3 separate regions of the Homo sapiens genome follow, and all the other regions are linked to region 1. A link is a contact called in ENCODE Hi-C or POLR2A ChIA-PET data. All regions are on one chromosome and are shown on one strand. The core of a region is the stretch at or near the end of the contact, and the rest is flanking DNA. Distances in the headings are between cores, read along the strand shown. Region 1 overlaps AKAP13 (A-kinase anchoring protein 13). Region 2 has its middle 62 kb from the start of MIR7706. Region 3 has its middle 84 kb from the start of MIR7706.

Region 1 (4,104 bases), core at 314-2,813:
TTCCTAAATGCTGCATCCACAGACACACATGGCCAGCACATGATTAAGCCCACTACATTTCTTCTGTAAAAAATTAAACGTACTTATTTTACAACAACGATAGACAAGCCACTTGGATGAATAGTTATTAAAGGAAAGGATGATTGCAGAGTCCTCATTAAGATTAGAGACAACCTTCTAGTATTTAAGAATCATTTGATGACCCCAACAGACTAATGTAAGGATAAAAATTAGAGTACTAACGTAATTCAGAGACAGAGACAAAAAGACCTAGAATTGAGTTGTAAATGTGGCACTTACTGGCTGTGTTACCTTGGACAAGTTACTTAACTACCAAGCTTTATTTTCCTCATCTGTAAAATGAGAATACATAAAATTAAAGATGTGTAGTTAAAGGTTTAACACAGTGGTAGGCAATAAGAAAATAATAAAGTAAGCTCCTATTCTTCTTGCCTGTTATGAATTACATGATAGCCTTTCAGCACTAACCTTCTATCACATTCAGCTACCACATCTCTCAGGACATCCTCATCACTGTGTCGATCCCTAATTCTAAATAAAAGGTGATGGTGAGGAAAATATACATTCCAACAGATAAGGTACTCTATTAAACATACCATTTATCATTGGTGAGCTCTCAGAAGCCATCCACCATGCCCCCACTACCCCTCTGGTGCCTCCAAAGAGTGTTCAGGGTCCCTCATTATCTATAAAGCCTTACTGAGCACTCTTTTCTTCCATACCACACCTTCCATCCAGTCCCTGCATACCTCACATGCATGCACCATGCTCAGTCCAGTCCTCAAGTCTTTGCTCATGTTCATGCCCTCCACCCTTGCTGATTTTAATAGGATTATCACTGATAATCTAACCCACACTATCAGCAGTAAGTCAAATACTATCTTCTATTTTTCTTTTATTTTTGTGCTTGCCTTCTCTCCCCAACTTGTTTTTAATCTAGTCTACTGCATTGCAGATGTCTCCTGTAGCACCCTCCACACCACTACTGCTCATGCCACAGCACCTGGCACAGTACTGAGCCCCCAATGAATGCTAGAGAAATAACTGTTTGACATGAACATCAGAGACAGAGAAATTCATCAGCTGCTTTGCTGCACCATAGTTTGATGGCAAGGGATCCACAGTTATAGCTATAAGTACAAAAATCAACTCATCAAAACAAAAATGTCTAAAAATCACTCTAGCCCCAGAAGGTTAAACTGGTAGCTCATTAAAGGCAGCATGAATTCTGCTAAGTGTTAAGCAATCCAGCCTGAAGCAATTTGCTTAATCTGCCAGAGAGGTAATAGGGACCAGAGCTGGGGAATTCAACATCATATAACTAGACAACCTCAAAGTGAAGGGGAGGACAAAGAGCTACTTAACACTATACTTAGGATCCCACATGATGGTTGGTACCTCTGGAAAGAGGAACTCATGGACATGTTATTTCAATTCTCTTTTGGTGTTTAACACAGGCTTGTGGTTTCCTGCAAAAATGGTTTCTGCTGCTTTGCAAAGATCTATATGGAGAAGAAAACTCCCAATGGCCATTCCACAGGTGAGAATTTTGCCACCAGCTGTATCCTGTTATCCAAAGGAAACGGGAACCATAAGCTGCCAGGAGGTCCAGACACAGGAGAGGAAGGCCATAATTCAGTGAGTGCTGACATTCCTATCCCTACGGTAATAAGAATAAACTTTAAATTTAGAAAAATTCTTACACAGCTGGGTTTTATGTAAATTAACTTCAGGAGGGGTTAAAATAGATATCCGGCAAAGAGACTGCCAAATTCAAGCCTTTACACTTCCTTCATCCTCCCCAGCCTCTATCAACCAAAAAGCAGGCTGTCCAATGGGCTAAACCAATTATAAACCACCTGGAAAGACTAAATATAGGCAGGTAGGCTCTCACACAAATGAGGACATTACTGAGCTGGATGACCTTACCTGGACAAATGCGAGACCTGTTAGGAATGATTTCCAAGGCAGGCACGGCCCACCTTCTCACACACGTTATGTGACTATCGAACGAGTCACACAAGTGTCAGAGGGGATCAGAGACGTTAAAAATGTCAGTTACCTTGTTAATTATTAGACTGGTTCTTGTCTTGAGAATAAATATTGTCTTCAATGTTATAATTTCACAATACTAAGCCTTTAACATCTTGAGAACAATGACACTGGAAACACAAGGTGGTAGGTTTTTGTTAAACCACCTATCAAAATTGGAAGGAAAAGTTTTAAACAATGAAGACTTCAAATTAAAAACTTGTATATGTCATAATTAAGTGAAAATTCTACAGATATGAGGAAAACTTCAATATTCTAAGCAGTCCCCTATTAAAGATTTTGTTAATGTTAATCGCTTCAATGAAAAATTTTATTTCTAATGGGGAATTTCTAATCATAAAACATTCCTGACATGAGTAATCCCTTAGACAGTCATTCTTGCTCTTATACACCAAGCAAGGATATTTCTGAAAATACTAATGCATTTATTTTATGTGGCAAAGAACTAGGTTAGCCAACTAAAAGCACATGAAAATTAATTATCAACACTGATGCCAGGTCAATACAGAACTTGTGACAACATGAATGGCATTTTTAGCAGAGAATCTGACTATTTAAAGACAGCATTTGGGGAGTGGGGCAGAGGGAAAGAAAGGAATCAGGAATATATGTTTTAAACTACGAAAATAATGGGCTTATGAGCTTTTACCTCTTGGAGGAAGAGCTGAGAACATGTTAGCTTGTGTTTTTTAACCACTGCTACTCCTGCTGATGGAGAGTCAGCCACATGTTTGATACAGAAACCCATGTTTACAGTTGGGAACACTTTTTTCATCCTATGTAAGTCACCTAGAGAAAGAACTGATATCACAGAGACTTTAAACTTTCAAACTAGTAGTTGAGTGGGCTGTATTTCTTAAGGATTCTGCTGTTCAAGTAAGAAGTGAGGATTTTATTTCCTCATTGCTTCCCATTATCATTTTTTTCTTGTTGCTTATCCCAAGTCAGGTATGCCTGTTTACTGGATTAGTGTCAGTGAAAGATGAAGTTTACAGAACATCTCCTGTGCACTAAATTGCTGCACAGATGGCATCTCATTTGACCTACCACAGGCCTCTCAGGCGAGTGGTTATTAACTCTGTTTTCTACAGAGGAGGGAGGCCCCTGGCTAGCAAGAGGTTGGGCTTCACCTCCCTCCCCTCTCATGACCCTCTTACTATGACCAAAGCAGTCCATCATTCTTCAGTTGACATGGGATGTTTAGTTGATTCTGAGCTTTGGCTGTCTCTGGGTTTTTGAAGCAACCTGAGTTCTTTGGTTTTTCAGATCAGTCTGAATTCTGGCCATCTTCTAACGATGACTAATCTAGCACTGAACCAACTGCGTGTTGCAGTGGGGGCCTCCTGTGGGGCCTATTTAACTTATGTGGAGAATCAGAAAGCCAAGGTCTCAGCATTCTCTGGAGGGTTTATTTGGACTTTTTATAGTTCATTCTATCTATAATCTCGGTCCAGAGTATGCACTCAAATATTTGCTGAATTGAATTATTTCCCTTTCAAATACTTTTTGTTTGCGTGGTTTACATCTTCTCTTACTTGTGCCTTCCACATCAAATTGCTCTCCTGACAACCTGGGTCTGTAAGCCTACATCCCTACTCTTTACTCCCACCCCCACACCCGCGCCCAGTTAACAAAACCTGCAAAGCAGTAGCTTTACTTTTAGGACCCCGTACCTTGAAATCTTCAGTCTTTTTTCCCTAAATTAATTTACTTTTTGACTGTAACAGTTTTCAGGGAAAGTAGCCAGTTGTGCTCCTTATGTGCTTATTATGACCAAATTATTAGCACGTGGGTCATTCTGTTACAACAGTGATTTTATGAAACACCTATGTGTATTTTTTGAATTTTTGAAGTGTAGTAATTTTAAAGGAAAGGGTACTATTTAGCAGATGTCTAGCTGTTTCTCTAGCTATATTCTTGTGTATATGTCACATATATTAAATATTTAAAGTGTCACATACATAGTAATATGGCCTGTTTCCACATTTACTAGAAACAACAGTTTATCATTATGCATTTCTGTTATATAAG
Region 2 (4,333 bases), core at 1,340-3,839, 160 kb after region 1:
GGTAACTGGGATATCCATCACTTCAAACATTTATCATTTCTTTGTGTTAGGAACATTCCAATTCTACTCTTTCATTGATTTTGAAATATGAAATAATTATTGTTAGCTATTGTTTCCCTATTGTGATGTCAAACACTAGATCTCATTTTTTTTACCTAACTGTATTTTTTACCCATTGACCAACTCATCTTTGTCCCTGACCCCACTACCCTTCCCAGCCTCTGGTAACCATCCTTCTACTCTCTATCTCCAAGAGTTCAATTTTTTTTCTGCTCCCCCATATGAGTGATAACATGTGATATTTGTCTTTTTGTGCCTAGCTTATCTCACCTAACATAATGTCCTCCAGTTCCATCCGTATTGTTGCAGATGACAGTATCTCATTCTTTTTTCATGGCCAAATAATATTCCATTGTGTATATGTATCACATTTTTTGATCCATTCATTTGTTGGTGAACATTTAGGTTGATTCTCTACCTTGGCTGTGAATAGTGCTGCGATAAACGTAAGTGCAGATAAGAGCGCATAAGAGTGTAGATATCTCTTCGATATATTGCTTTCCTTTCTTTGGGTGTATACCCAACAGTGGGATTGCTGGATCGTATGGTAATTATATTTTTAGATTTTTTGTGAAACCTTCATACTGTTCTCCACCTTGTCTGTACTAATTTGCATTCTCACCACCAGTGAATGAGGGTTTCCCTTTCTCCACATCCTTGCCAACATTCATTACTGCCTGTCTTTTGGATAAGAGCTATTTTAACTGGGGTGAGGTGATATCTCATTGTAGTTTTGATATGCATTTCTCTTATGAGTAATGAGATTGAGGATTTTTTCATATAACTGTTGGTCATTTATATGTCTTTTTTTTTTTTTTTTTTGAGACAGGGTCTTGCTCCATTGCCCAGGTTGGAGAGCAGTGGTGTGATCTCAACTCATTGCAACCTTCACCTCCCAGGTTCAGGCAATTCTCCTGCCTCAGCCTCCTGAGTGGCTGGGATTACAGGCACATGCCACCACGCCCAGGTAATTTTTGTATTTTTAGTAGAGATGGGGATTTTGCCATATTGGCCAGGCTGGTCTCGAACCCCTGACCTCAAGCGATCTGCCCGCCCTGACGTCCTAAAGTGCTGGGATTACAGGCGTGAACCATGGTGCCCAGCCTCGTTTGTATGTCTTCTTTCGAGAGATGTCTATTCCGATCTTTTGCCCATTTTTAAATTGGATTTTTCTTTTTTTGCTATAGAGTTGTTTGAGCTCCTTATATATTGTGGTTATTAATCCTTTGTCAGATGGGTAGTTTGCAGATATTTTCTCCCCTCTGTGAGTTGTCTCTTCACTTTGTTGATTGTTTCTTTTGCTGTGCAGAAACTTTTTAGCTTGAGATGTTCCCAGTTGTCCACTTTTGCTTTGGTTGCCTGTGCTTTTAAGGTCTTACTCAGGAAACATTTGCCCAGAGCAATGTCCTGGAACATTTCCCCAGTGTTTTCTTTTAGTAGTTTTATGGCTTCAGGTCTTAGATGTAAGTCTTTAATCCATTTTCATTTGATTTTTTTTTTTTTTTGAGACTGAGTTTCGCTCTTGTTGCCTAGGCTGGAGTGCAATGGCATGATCTCGGCTCACCGCAACCTCTGCCTCCTGGGTTCAAGCGATTCTCCTGCCTCAGCCTCCTGCATAGCTGGGATTACAGGCATGTGCCACCACGCCCAGCTAGTTTTGCATTTTTAGTAGAGACAGGGTTTCTCCATGTTGGTCAAGCTAGTCTCGAACTCCCGACCTCAGGTGATCCGCCCGCCTCGGCCTCCCAAAGTGCTGGGATTACAGGCATGAGCCACTGCAATTGGCTGATTTGATTTTTATATATGGTGAGAGATAGGGGCCTAGTTTCATTCTTCTGCATATGGATATCTAGTCATAATAGAGTTTTGAAATACAAATGGACCCAAAGTTATGCAGCAGATGGGGGATTCCTAGAGTGGATGCTTGGGTTATGTTGAGCTCCAAACCCCAAGGCTTAAGGTAGAATGATTTTGGTTCTGATAGACGGAGGAAACTCCCAATTCCTTAGTATTAAATTCTCCTAGGAAGCTATTTTCTGACTTGCAGTGCCCTGTTCTGCAAGGATCGAGTCACAGGAAACATCAAGAAAGATGTGGTTAGTTCTTTACCAACTGCTGGACTGCTGGAATGTCCTCTGCCTTGATTCAGATGTTACTGGGGTGGGAGGGAAGCCCCTAATTATAGTCAGTTACTGACTCATATCCATACTTTGCTCATGGTTATTTCCTCTGAGAAGAAAATATGTGGTATTTTTGCCTAATGGGTGCGTATGTGTGTGTTGTTTATTATCTCTCCACAACGTCTTTACATGACCTTTAGCTGTAGGGTTGGGCCTTCCTAGGAGCTCTTAAGTCAGCTCCAGCTGTGCACACTGCTGCTGGATTGCTTTCACAGGCACACCCAGAATGTGGGTGTGGCATTGAAATACACAGCTCTCTGGGGTGTCATTTCACACTACCTGCTGTGGTCAGTAGCAACTGAACAGGATCTGGAAGCACACCTGCTCCTAGGAACTAGTCAGGACTCCCTAGGTTACAAGGAGCAGAAACCCAATGCACAGATTTAAAGGCAAAAAAGACTTACTGGCATATGTAACTGCATAGCATTGGAGGAGATTCAGGTACAGCTGGATCCAGGCCCCCACAGGATCATTGGAAGCTATTTCTATCTGCTTTCTTCTGTATTGGCCTCTTTTCAGGTGCACTCTCCCCCATCTGGTGGCCTGGGGCATATACAGTCTTCTGTTAATATTTTACTTGCTTATTAACTCCAGTATTTTTTATATACTGAGTTCTTTTTGAATGCTCTCTCTCTCAATAATTCCAGCAAAGGTTTGGAGACTTTTAATGGTCCAGCTAGGGCTATGTAACCATCTCTGAAGCAATCACATTGGCTAGGGCGGTAGAGTGGTCTCACCAAGAGGACACACATGCCCACCCCATTTCTGAGGCAGGGGCTTAGATCCACATGACACGGATTGAGAAAAGAAAGGTAGCTTTTGTTATAACAACTATTTGTACATACAAACTTCTCTGGAGTTAATTTTAGATAACTAATTTTTGAATACAGCGAAGTTTGAAATGATAGATTATAAACCTAATTTGTGAACATCGTCTTCCTACCTAACCGTATTTTATGAATTTCCACACTTAATGAAAATATGCTTTAAAAACATAGAAGTTTTCAATTCAAATGAGTAAGAAAGTTTCTGTACCGGGCATGGTGGCTCATGCCTGTAATCCCAGTACTTTGGGAGGCTGAGGTGGGCAGATCACTTGAGGTCAGGAGTTTGCGACCAGCCTGGACAACATGGTGAAACCTCATCTCTACTAAAAATACAAAAATTAGCTGGGCGTGGTCGTGGGAGCCTGTAATCCCAGCTACCTGGGAGACTGAGGCAGAAGAATCACTTGAACGTGGGAGGCAGAGGTTGCACTTAGCCAACATCCTGCCACTGCATTCCAGCCCGGTCGACTGAGCGAGACTCCGTCTCAAATATATATATATATATATATATATATATATATATATGTTTTTTTTTTAATAAAGCAATTGGGCAGCAACAGAGCGCTTATGTCTTTATATCGAATGGAAGAAAAACCCAATAGAAGAAATCTACTGCTTCTGACAGATCTTAGGGCATAATTTATTCAGACTTGGGGCCTTGAGTTCAATTTGATTCATTGAAAGCTCAGGAAACATTTTGGTTTGGTTTAAAGACTTGCCCATTTAGTTTTCCTACTGAAGGGATTTCTAACACAGTACCTGGAAAAAGAAAGTGTTTCTAGATTGAAGGAGTTTGCTGCAAATCTTCTCTCTTATTAAAGAAATACTCGTATTTCTGACTTCATATTTTCCCTTCTCTGAGGGGGCTTGTATTCTCTTTCATTGCACAGGGGTAAGATGCATTTTGGAGATGCGTTGCTTGATTTTAACTTCTGGCTCTGTTTCTCTGACTGTGACTTCATCAGAAAGCTAGTCACTCAGTGCCTTTCTATGCTTCCATTTCCTCATCTGTGAAAACCTACATAGGATAACCTACAGAAACTACTTAGGATGGTGCCTGGCACGTAGTAAGCCCTTTATTGGTGTTTGCTACCACTATTGTTATTTCATGAGCTCTCAAAGCACACAACCACAAGCCTGTTTTACTTCTGGTTGAGATGAAGCTTGGAGGGCAGAGGGCAGACGCCTGAAGCTAAGCAGCTTATTAAAAGTAGAATAGAAATAGATGAGAGGAAACCAAAGTGCTTTTCTCTTTAGATAGTTATC
Region 3 (4,798 bases), core at 1,342-3,841, 180 kb after region 1:
GGTGCTTATTAAAATACAGCTACTAAAAATAGTGCCAGAACTATATTGAGTGGGGGGTTGCAGGTAAGGGAGCTGAGTCCTCATCTGTCATAGCAGGAAGACAATGCGTAATGTGTGATGCTGGTTATTTGTGGGCCTAGGGTCCCTCCCAGTTTCATGCTCTTCCCTGCTCCACTGAATCCAGTGGACTGCACTGTCCAGGCTTTCTTCCTAGCTGGCTTTTGGGGTTCAGCCAGTGGGAGGCTCTGTGGGAAGATGGGAGGGTGGGATTCAGCAGAGGTCAGGGTAGCTCTTTCCAGCTCTCTTCCTGCTTTGGCATGCTATATCTAACTGTAGCTGCATCCTAGGTACAACTCTTACTCACTGGGCTCTGATAAGTGTTTCCTTCCCTTGTCTCAATAGGCCCTGGAAGCGGGGAGGGTAGTAATAGCTTCTCACCATTGCTAGTCTCTAGGTGTCCTACCATACCTTGTTTGTTACCTTATCCAGTCCAGAAACTCTGTGAATAGTCCCTTCATTAAAGCCTTTTCATTTTAACCATCTGGGATGACACAAGAAACACTGTGAAAGGTAAAAATTGCTTTTGTTTGTTTGTTTGTTTGTTTCAGAACTCCTTTGCTGTGGATAAGAAGATTGACTAGGTGACTTGCTCCAAGTTCAAAGCCTGTTTGCATAAAACAACAACGACTTGTCTTTGTTCTGTTTGGTTATTTTGAGACAGGGTCTTGCTCTGTCATTCAGGTTGGAGGGCAGTGGTGCAATCATGGCTCACTGTAGCCTTGACCTCCTGGGGTCAGATGATTCTCCCCCCTCAGCCGCCTGAGTAGCTGGGACCACAGGTGCATGCTATCACGCCCAGCTAGTATTTTTAAATGATTTTTGTAGAGATGGGATCTCCCTATGCTGCCCAGGCTGGTCTTGAACTCCTGAGCCCAAGCAATCCTCCTGCCTTGGCCTTCCAAAGTGCTGAGGTTACAGGCGTGAGCCACCGCACCTGGTCACAACTTGATTTGAGAGCGTATGGTTGACAACATCTTGATGAAAAGGGATATGGCTGGCCAGGCATGGTGGCTCACACCTGTAATCCCAGCACATTGGAAGGCCAAGGTGGGCAGATCATGAGGTCAGGAGTTCAAGACCAACCTGGCCAACATGGCGAAACCCCATCTCTACTAAAAATTGAAAAATTAGCTGGGTGTGGTGGGGGGTGGCTGTAGTCCCAGCTACTCAGGAGGTTGAGGCAGGAGAATCGCTTGAACCCGGGAGGTGGAGGATGCAGTGAGCCGAGATAGTGCCACTGCAGTCCAGCCTGGGTGACAGAGAGAGAATCCATCTCAAAAAAAAAAAAAAAAAAAGGGATATGGCTGATACACACAGAAAGATCTACTCTCCTAAGACCTTGTGCCCCAAGAATTTTATGACTTCTTGGATGGTATCAATTGTGTTTTATGATTGATTTATTCATTTACTTGATAAGTTTTGATCGAGTGCGGCTCTGTACCAAGAACTGTGTCAAGAAATGGGGATACATTGTTGTGCGAGAGGAAGTCCTCATGTGCCAGGAATTTACAGTAGACAGGGGAAGATACGCAAACTCATTACGAAGAAATACGGTAAATGCGAGGGGAATGGAAGCAGAGGGTGCTCTGGAGTACTCAGGAGGATTATTCAGCCCAGCCTTATACTGTCAGGGATAGTTTCCCAAAAGAAAGGATATCTAACCTGAGAGCAGAAGAATAAATACTAGTTAGCCAAGTTAAGGAGGATGGGTAGATGGGAGGGAGTGAGTTTTAGTTTTAAGGCATTCTAGGTAGAGAGAAAAGCAATTTGGGCAAATCTGGTAGGGGATAAAAATCATTTGGGAAACTGAAAGTCAGCCTCTTGAGTTGATTGCAGGAGGAGAGGGTGAGATAAGTTAGGAGAAGAAAAACAGGGATCGGATCACAAAAAGCCTTTTAAGTAAGATTAAGGGCAGGGGTATTATTATGAGGTCAATACAAAGCCATTAGATCTTTTGAGTAGGTGGTATACAGTGTAATCGCATTTGCATTTTTAAAACATTATCTTGTCTATGCGGTGAGAATAAACTGGAGGTGGATAAGAGCAGAGGCAGCTCCCTTAGGAGGTTGTTGCTGTATCCTAGGCCAGAGATCATGAGTTGGACTTGAGGCTGGGGCTGGAGAGAAGCGGCCAGAGAAGAACATATGGCTAAAACAGGCAACCTGAAAACATTCAGGAAATTATTGTCATTAGAGGACAGCCCGGCAAAATGCAAATTGTTCTGTCCTTATTTGATCTCAGCTGGACTATGAATTCTGTGGGGACAGGGACTATTTTGTATTCATCCCCGTTTCCAGTACTACGGAAGTACTCAGGAAATGAATGTTCTTCCTAAGTGAGTCTCAGTGACATGGTGTTTGGATAGAGTGGTAACCCTCACGCCTTTGCTGACCCACCTTTATTAGGGAAGTTCAGCAGCGATTGTGAAGTCGACGTGTAGCGCTACCGCGGCAGGGACATTAAGGTGCAGAAGCTTTACCCAGTGCACAGTGCACACTGAAATACCCAGGCTGGTTTTTCCTGACTCAGTTCTCTTCTGCCATCTGCTGGGACAGTCTTTCATAGCACATCAAAGCAAGATCACCAAGGAAGACAGGCCTGAAAGCTTTGTGGGAGCCACAGTGGACAATGACTTGGATAAGTTTACGATTTAGTCAGAGATGCAAGAATCACATCCAAACCACTGTCCATTTGAAGCTAATCTTCAGTATTTATTTCCCAAAGACTAAATGTCTTTTTTATAAGAATGAGTTCATGTCCTTTGCAGGGACGTGGATGAAGCTGGAAACCATCATCCTCAGCAAACTAAGACAGGAACAGAAAACCAGACACTGTGTGTTCTCACTCATAAGCGGGAGTTGAACAATGAGAACACATGGACACAGGGAGGAAAACATCACACACGGGCCTGTTGGGGGGTAGGGGGCAAGAGGAGGGAGAGCATTAGGACAAATACCTAATGTATACGGGAATTAAAACCAAGATGACAGGTTGATAGGTGCAGCAAACCACCATAGCACAAGGATACTTTTTTTTTTTTTTTTTTTTTTTCTGATACAGAGTCTCGCTCTGTCTCCCAGGCTCTGGAGTGCAGTGGCGCAAACTCGGCTCACTGCAAGCTCCGCCTCCCGGGTTCACGCCATTCTCCTGCCTCAGCCTTCCGAGTAGCTGGGACTACAGGTGCCCGCCACCACGCCCGGCTAATTTCTTTTTGTATTTTTAGTAGAGACGAGGTTTCACCGTGTTAGCCAGGATGGTCTCGATCTCCTGACCTCGTGATCCACCCGCCTCGGCCTCCCAAAGTGCTGGGATTACAGGCGTGAGCCACCGCGCCCGGCCGCACATGGATACTTATGTAACAAACATGCAGGTTCTGCACATGTATCCCAGAACTTAAAAAAAAAAAAGTCTTTTTTTTTTTTTGAGATAAAGTCTTGCCTTGTCACCCAGGCTCCAGGCTGGGGTGCAGTGGCATGAACATGGCTCAGTGTAGCCTAGCCTCCTCCTGGGTTCGAGAAATCCTCCCACCTCAGCCTCCCAAAGTGCTGAGATTTCAGGCGTGAGCCGTCATGCCGGCCCATGCAGACTATCTTAAATGTCTGTATTCTCCTTTGAGTTTTTGCAACAACTTTACGATAGCCATATATTATAACATTTTTTAAACAAGGAAACAGAAACACAGACATTTAAATGAAAAGCTAACTTTGAACAAAAAATAAGTAGCCCGAGCCAGGACTGAAGCTTCCTTGACTCCTGGTTCCATACTTTTGTCACAATGTCTCAACGTCTCCAACACACTAAGGGAGAGTTCCAACAGGCCGAGACAGGCTGCTGATCTGCAGCAGGGAGAGGGCAGGCCTAATGTGAAGGCTGACAAGGCCGGTGGCTCCCTGATGTTCAGCACAGAGATGCAGAATGTTGGCATGGAGTGGGGTGGGGGAGAGCAACAGAAACAATTCTCCACGTTCTATGTTTCCCCCAAGATATGTCAAGGTGATGTTTCCGAGGGAAACATTTTTTTTAAGTATATGAAAACTAATAGAACTTGAACTTTTGGTGGGTGTTGTCAAATAAAATAGACCCTACTATTTTTGTTAACGCGTGTGGTTAAGACTAAGAAACTATTGTGCCATCCTTTTCTCTCTCTCTCTCTCTGTTTTTTTTTTTTTTTTTTTTTTTTTTTTGAGACAGGGTCTCACTCTGTCGCCCAGGCTGGAGTGCAGTAGTGAGATCATAGCTCACTGCAGCCTTGAAAAGCTGGGCTGAAGCAATCCTCCTGCCTCAACCTCCCAAGTAGCTGGGACTACAGGCATGTGCCACCACATCTGGCTAATTATTTTTTATTTTTGTGGAGACAAAGTCTTGCTATGTTGCAAGGAATCCTCCTGTCTCACCCTCCCAAAGCACAGCGATTACAGGTGTGAGCCACTGCACCTAGCCAACTTTTCTCATTTAAACTGAAGTTATTCTTGTATGAATGCCCAAATACATTCTTGGTATTAAAAAATCCAGACACTCAGGTAATGCTAAACATTCCTTTTACTACAGGTTTCAAGCTTTTCCCCAAAGACAACCTCAGTCAGGAGTATGCTTCCAGATCTTCTAGGAAATATGGGTGTTCCTATGGGAGCATAGTCTTGTTTAGTGTTTTATCTCCCTTACATGAATGGGATCTTGTTCCCCATTCCCCTCCCCAGGCCTCTGGAAACCATCTTCTACTTTCTGTCTTATGAATTCA

Evidence for each region. Hi-C counts contacts between places; a loop is a spot of excess contacts on that map. ChIA-PET counts read pairs that join two places held with the same protein, here RNA polymerase II (POLR2A). Pooled maps may share reads with other maps.
Region 2: a loop to region 1 is called in a map of Right ventricle myocardium superior, with 2.4 times the contacts of the local background. The contact joins two enhancer-like sites. A Hi-C loop is called at or near these places in 3 of 168 maps with a recorded cell type or tissue (IMR-90, Right ventricle myocardium superior and heart left ventricle), 3 of 37 single-sample maps with no recorded cell type and 4 of 50 pooled maps. POLR2A ChIA-PET finds 5 or more read pairs at or near these places in 7 of 52 experiments (BJ, GM12878, OCI-LY7 and 4 more).
Region 3: a pooled map shows a loop between it and region 1 (7-fold over the local background). The contact joins two enhancer-like sites. A Hi-C loop is called at or near these places in 15 of 168 maps with a recorded cell type or tissue (B cell, CD4-positive, alpha-beta T cell, CD4-positive, alpha-beta memory T cell and 10 more), 23 of 37 single-sample maps with no recorded cell type and 21 of 50 pooled maps. POLR2A ChIA-PET finds 5 or more read pairs at or near these places in 6 of 52 experiments (PC-3, Panc1, T-cell and 2 more).

The regions. Positions count from the first base shown.
Region 1 is chr15:85,472,835-85,476,938 of GRCh38, reverse strand. The region is part of intron 1 of AKAP13 (A-kinase anchoring protein 13); the gene reads right to left. Among named protein-coding and RNA genes, the nearest start is that of AKAP13, 94 kb to the right of the region's middle. RefSeq lists a silencer at 1,220-1,279. Within about 2 kb of position 1,563, at least 3 of the 41 ENCODE cell types and tissues checked have a DNase peak (open chromatin) inside an H3K27ac peak, as active enhancers do; they include GM12878, where a contact is called at or near this core.
Region 2 is chr15:85,316,552-85,320,884 of GRCh38, reverse strand. No RefSeq gene overlaps it. Among named protein-coding and RNA genes, the nearest start is that of MIR7706, 62 kb to the left of the region's middle. RefSeq lists an enhancer at 2,281-2,380. Within about 2 kb of position 2,589, at least 7 of the 41 ENCODE cell types and tissues checked have a DNase peak (open chromatin) inside an H3K27ac peak, as active enhancers do; they include GM12878, where a contact is called at or near this core.
Region 3 is chr15:85,294,549-85,299,346 of GRCh38, reverse strand. No RefSeq gene overlaps it. Among named protein-coding and RNA genes, the nearest start is that of MIR7706, 84 kb to the left of the region's middle. Within about 2 kb of position 2,591, at least 3 of the 41 ENCODE cell types and tissues checked have a DNase peak (open chromatin) inside an H3K27ac peak, as active enhancers do.